Linked DNA regions of Homo sapiens: region 2 is linked to region 1. The links are chromatin contacts, found by Hi-C or POLR2A ChIA-PET in ENCODE. All regions are on one chromosome and are shown on one strand. Each heading gives the region's core, a stretch centred on a gene start or an enhancer-like site at or near the end of the contact. The rest is flanking DNA. Distances are from core to core; before and after follow the strand shown. Region 1 has its middle 42 kb from the start of MIR1265. Region 2 holds the start of FRMD4A (FERM domain containing 4A).

Evidence for each region. A loop is a pair of places that touch in the nucleus more often than their neighbours do. ChIA-PET counts read pairs that join two places held with the same protein, here RNA polymerase II (POLR2A). Pooled maps may share reads with other maps.
Region 2: a loop to region 1 is called in a map of aorta, with 2.3 times the contacts of the local background. The contact joins the promoter of FRMD4A here to the enhancer-like site in region 1. A Hi-C loop is called at or near these places in 1 of 168 maps with a recorded cell type or tissue (aorta) and 4 of 50 pooled maps. POLR2A ChIA-PET finds 5 or more read pairs at or near these places in 3 of 52 experiments (H1, OCI-LY7 and naive thymus-derived CD4-positive, alpha-beta T cell).

Annotation. Positions count from the first base shown.
Region 1 is chr10:14,476,746-14,479,800 of GRCh38, reverse strand. No RefSeq gene overlaps it. Among named protein-coding and RNA genes, the nearest start is that of MIR1265, 42 kb to the right of the region's middle. Within about 2 kb of position 1,425, at least 2 of the 41 ENCODE cell types and tissues checked have a DNase peak (open chromatin) inside an H3K27ac peak, as active enhancers do.
Region 2 is chr10:14,329,362-14,332,416 of GRCh38, reverse strand. It overlaps FRMD4A (FERM domain containing 4A), which reads left to right and starts at 1,493. Exons shown (of 25, transcript NM_018027.5): 1 at 1,493-1,820; 2 at 2,234-2,359. The coding sequence starts at 2,315.

The DNA.
Region 1 (3,055 bases), core at 176-2,675:
CAGGCTAGAGTGCAGTGGTGCCATCTTGGGTCACTGCAACCTCTGCCCCTGGGTTGAAGTGATTCTCCTGCCTCAGCCTCCTGAGTAGCTGGGACTACAGGTATGCGCCATCACACCCAGCTAATTTTTTTTTTGTTTGTATTTTTAGTAGAGACAGGTTTTCATCATGTTGGCCAGGCTGGTCTTGAACTCCTTACCTCAAGTGATCTGCCCACCTCGACCTCCGAAAGTGCTGGGATTACAGGCATGAGCCGCCACACCTGGCCAAGATCTGATGGTTTTTTATAAGTGTCTGTTGTTTCTCTGCTTGCACTTCTCTCTCCTGCCTCCATGTAAAGAAGGTGCTTGCTTCTCCTTCACCTTCTGCCATGACTGTAGGATTCCTGAGGCCTCCTCAGCCAGGTGGAACTGAGAGTCAATTAAACCTCTTTCCTTTATAAATTATCCACTCTTGGATAGTATCTTTATAGCAGTGTGAAAACAGACTAATACAGCACCTATTCCAGGGTTGAAGATTTAATAGGCTCCCCACCTCTTTTTTTTTCTTTTCTTTCTTTCTTTTTTTTTTTTTTTTTGAGATGGGGCCTGTCTTTCACCCAGAGCAGAGTGGAGTGCAGTGGTGTGATCACAGCTCATTCCAGCCTCGAAATCTCCTCCTCAAGTGATCGTCCTGACTCAGCCTCCTGAGTAGCTGGGACTACAGGCACACGCTACCACACGCTTAACACATATTTTTTGGTTACTTAAGACTTTCCTTAATCTTGTTACAGCCTATATGTTGCCATTCCTATATTTCTTAAAGTTTTCTCAAAAGTGAAAGAAAACTTCTCCTTTTAGGCATTTAAATAGAGGTTTTTCTCAGAGGAACAGTGTTGTAAAAATCACAGATAAATAGAAAATGACCAGAGCAGATCGTGCTGCTGGATGACAGAAAAGTATCTCAACACTAGAGGTCCCTCTCTCCATAGCATCCAGTGGACCTGCCTGGGGATGGCTGCCAGCTTTGGTGGCTTCTGACTTGGAACAAAAAGTGAGGAGTGGAGGAAATTTGAACTAGCGGATTCTTTGTGGCTTTGCAAATTAAATCTCATACCTCAAGCCTGCCCTGCTGAGGCTCTGGCACAGACACACAAAAAGTACTATTTTCTTCTCCTGAATCCTAGTTCCAGTTTAATTTTATTCTATTTCGATCTGGTTCTTGAATTAGCCATGTGATTTTATTCAAATCTTTTTCTCTTATTCCCATCTGGGAAGCAATCTGGGTTGGGTTACTGGCTTTACTCTGCAATATCTGCAGAATATGAGCAAGTTATGGAGTCCCCCTGTCCCTCCGAGGGTCATGAGGGATATGGGAATACAAACTCGAGGGTTACTCAAGTTGCTGTGGCTCAGCTGTGACTTATCCGGGTCCGGCTTCACCCCTCCAGGGACAGGGCTCCTCCCAGCCATGAAGCACCTTTCATTATTCACACGCAACTAGCCAGTAAAAGAGACGAGAGACTCGGTGGGGTGTGCTATGTTTTCCACCAAGGGTCAATAACTGGCAAGAAAAGAAATCAGTCCAGGGACACAGGAAAAGAGTAAAGTTTGCTTTTGAAATGAGACACAGAACATTTCACTTGTGTTAGACAGTAAAGAATAGAAGGATGAAATGAGAACATAAAGTTTCAGTCTGTTGTCTTGCGGGTGATGGAGTAGGGAAGAAGGGGAGAGAAATGGGGCGGGTTCTCCCATGGCCTCCTTGTGGCTAAAGGCTTCATCGTTCGTGAACTCCTAGAAGAGGCATGGCAGAGCTCAGAACATGGCCTGTCTCTCCACCGTCCGCATCACAGGGGCCTCCATCCCCTCCCTTCCCCTGCACACACCTGCCCCTGGTTACTCTTCATCCGTGGTGCACTTAGATAGCTCGGGCCACTCTGCAGACCACAGAATGGAGATGAGGGCAGTGGCAGCCCTGGGGGGATTCACCAGACAATTTAATCAGAGCATTCCAGGGGCTAGAAGCAGAGGCATGAGCTTGGAGATTGGGGTATTCCCTTGGCCTTGGGAACGCCTCTCTCCATGAGGACTGTCATGGGGGGAGAAGGAACAGTTAAGGGCTGAGGGTAGGGCCCTGTCTGCCCAGGTTTAAGAGTGGTACGGGGTGTTCCCAAAGTCTCCATTCTCCCTTTGTTTGTCTTCCAGTTTCCTGTCTGGAGCTCCTTGGGTTAGAGCCTTCTCAAATTCAGGACGAGGATATCCCCTGACTAACCCAACCAAAGTTTCTTTTCTCATATCCAATGGCTACGTCCTTTAGGATTTTTGCCAAATCCTGTGGCTTTGCACTCGGCATAAACTGTGTGTAGCAAAGAAAATGTGAGGACCAGATGCTTGGTCAACAAATGCTGTCTTCTTTTTTTGTTTTTCTTTTTCTTTTTTTCTGAGAAGGCATCTCACTCTGTCGCCCAGGCCAAGCAGTCCTCCCATCTCAGCCTCCCAAGTAGCTGGCACATGCCCCATGCCACACCCAGCTGATTTTTAAATTTTTTGTAGAGATGGGGCCTCACTATGTTTCCCAGGCTGGTCTTGAACTCCTTAGCTCAAGTGATGCTCCCACCTTAGCCTCCAAAAGTGCTGGGATTATAAGCATGAGCCACTGCACCTGGCCCTGTCTTCTCATAGCGAGTTTGAACCTAGTTTGGAAGTGGCTTACAACTGTACAAGTTATCAGTGCAATTCAACATTCCTTACAGGTGCCTCAGCTCATTCCAAAGTGGATTACACAGAGAAAGAGATGACATCACACACATTTTAGGACCCTCACTGAGAGCTTTTGAATGGGTTTTACAGTCATGAGGCTGAATGATGACGGCCACATTTCCTCCTTGCTAGGAGTGTGGAGAGCCCAAAGGAAAAAGGGGTTTGGGGTGCTGTCCCAGACACATCTTCGTGTTGGGAATGGTGCCACAGAAATTCCCGACACCTCAGTTTCAAAGCCGTTCATCAGATCATGGACGTGTTAGTTTGCCGCCCTGGAAATCTACTTGAGGTTTTGGCAAAGTCTTTTTAGCTGGCT
Region 2 (3,055 bases), core at 244-2,743, 150 kb after region 1:
TGAATCTCCAGGCACCTGCTGGCAAGGAGGGTTGCTCTGGTGTTCCGGGGATCAGTAACATGAGACTCCATCCACACACTGTGGAATCAAGGTTCAAGCTCATTGGGCCACTATAGGAAAAACAAAATGGGAGAAAATTTTTCACTCACTTATTTTATTTTGTTTTATTCTTTTCTTTTCTTTTTTTTTTTATTTTGAGACAGAGCCTTGCTCTGTTGCCCAGGCTGGAGTGCAGTGGTGCGATCTCACCACAGTGCAACCTCTACCTCCCAGGTTCAAACGATTCTCCTGTCTCAGTATCCCAAGTATCTAGGAACACGGGTGCCCACCGCACCCGGCTAATTTTTGTGTTTTTCATAGAACAGGGTTTTGCCATGTTGACCAGGCTGGTCTTGAACTCTTGACCAGGCTGGTCTTGAACTCTTGACCATAGGTGATCTGCCCACGTCAGCCTCCCAAAGTACTGGGGCTACAGGCGTGAGCCATTGCACCCAGCCTTCACTCATTTATTGAATATATTTTAGTACTTACTCTGTGCTAAGCACTGTGATGAGCAAATACTTTTTATTTTTAAATTTTTTTAGAGACAGAGTCTTGCTCTGTCCCCCAGGCTGGATTGCAGGAGTGCAGTCATAGCTCCCTTCAGCCTTAAACTCCTGGACTGAACTGATCCTCCCACCTCAGCCTCCCAAGTAGCTGAGACTCTAGGCACACACTACCATGCTTGGCTAATTCTTTTATTTCTATTTTTCTTTTTTTTTTTTTTTTTTGTAGAGATGAAGTCTTGCTATGTTGCCTAGGCTCACCCTGAATTTTGGGTCTCAAGCTATCTTCCTGCCTCAACCCCCAGAAGTGCTGGGAATGCAGGTGTGAGCTCCCATACCTGGCCCAAATCAATAGTTTTAAAAGTATAAGTAATAAAGGAACAGTAGCTATGCTCGTGCACAGGAACATGAAAGGTCATTAATTTCTTCCCCCTAGTTTCTTATTTCGAAAACTGTTCTCTATGTTTCTACATTTCACACTGTCTAGTTAATTTTCAGGATTTTTTGGAGCCATTACAGGAGGTGAGTAAAGGAAGAAATCAGAAAAGGACATACTAGAAGTATCAGGAATAACCATTTTTAGTTGAATACATGGACTCCAGAAGAAGATACAAGCTTGACAGTGCTCATGAAAAGATATCTAATTTTCTTAAGTCTTTGACTCTGGAAAGCCCTTTGAGCTACCCATTATATAACAAGATTCGGCAGGTTTTTTCTTTCTCCCTTCATTGACATCTTCCGGGGAAAATGCTGCATGATATGATTTTCAAGGCTAACTTGCCTTTTCCTGTTAAGCAGTGTCCCTTGTGACAAATTCACCTCCTATGCCTCCCTGAACTAGGGAGGCTCCTTCAAAATTCCTAACAGGCAGCCCTGTGGAGAGATGGGAGGGAAGGGATGGGAGGGAGGAAGGGCGGGAGGAAGGGAGGGAGAGAGAGGTAGAGTGTGTCTGTATGCGGCGTACATGTGGTACAGCCAGGGAGATCAGAACGCTCACAGAACAGGCAGTGCAATTCCATGTTCCTCTTAAGTATGTTAGCCCTACCGGGAGCTGAGCTGGCCAGTCTACTTGGAGAGGAAAAGTAGATCTGGGGAAGGTGGAAGGGTCAGTTCCTAAGTGACTTCCTCCTCGGGGATGGTAAGGGCATTTGCTGATCTCCAGTGACTGCCTGGTGCCTCATGGTCAGACTCGGCTGTCTCACTCCCAGATATCTGATTTTGCAAAAAGGGACACACCTATCTGCAGCAAAGAAGACACTGACCAGATTGCGAGCGGTATGTTGTGACATTCAGCATGTTTATGCAGCAGAATTGCTGAGAGATGCAGAGAGAGGGGGTGGCTCGGGCTGCTTGATTTATCTGCAATAGGGAATGTTTTATTTTAATTGTCAGTTAAAGGAAGAATTGCTGCCAGGGCGAAGGTAGCAGTTAAACATTCCGTGTTCTAAGCTTTCACGTTTGTGTTTGATGCGGTCTCCCTGTCTGTGCCGCTTTGCGAAGCTAGGGAGGGCTCACTTTTAAATAACCTGCAGCTTCCTATTTTCCTTCTTCTTTTTTTTTTTTTCCTCCCTAAGCACAGTTCCCACCCTGTCTTCCCTGACCTCCTCCCCACCCTGTGTGAAAGGTGGCCTATCTTCCCCTTGAGCCTTTTGCTCCCTAAGTCTGGATTTTGGCTGCTTTTTCTGCAGGTGCTTTTGGATGCTCTGTAGCCACCCGGGGCCCAGGAGGACTGACTCGGCAGCAGGATTCGTGCATGGGAATCGGAGACCATGGCAGTGCAGCTGGTGCCCGACTCAGCTCTCGGCCTGCTGATGGTGAGTGTTCAGACAGGAGGTGGGGCCCGGGCAGCGTCCACTCCAGCCTCCCCTGCACCGTGGGCTGCTGCTGCCGCTGCAGTGGCTGCAGACATGTTCAACATTGCTCCGCTTTATCCCGCAGGCTCTTTGGAAATGCTTTCTTGGGTCAGAGTATCAGCATGACAAAGCACTTGCAGGGAAAAGAAGCTGTAGATTTGCCATTTCAGAAACTTGTTGCTGAATGCTATTTTGAGAGCTGTGCTTGCAAACAGGTGCTAAGAGCCCCTCGAAATAGATTGCTAGGATGCCTCCTCCAGCTCCCAGCATCCTTTCCCCCTTGTCTTTTGCATCTAAATTGAGCTGATTGTGTTTGTTTTTGGATATCTTCTCAGGGCAACTGTGGAATCTGTTGCCCATGGGGTGACAGAATGGGGTCTTCTTTCTAGGCGCCCATATATCTGCTCATACTTTCCTGTAGAGGTGGTGGAGGAGGTTCACTGTGGCTTCAGTGATGCTTGGGCTACTGAGTTGGGAGCAGCTTGTTTCCTATCTACCATTGATGGCCAACCTTGGCAGGACTTGTCCAGGCATTTATCTGTGTGTGAGCAGCTGACTCACCTTATGCCCCTCTGGAATTTTCACCATATTAAGAAAGCCCTAGCTCTTACCATATTAAAGCACACAAGGACATGGGCACTGTCTTGTTCCAACCCA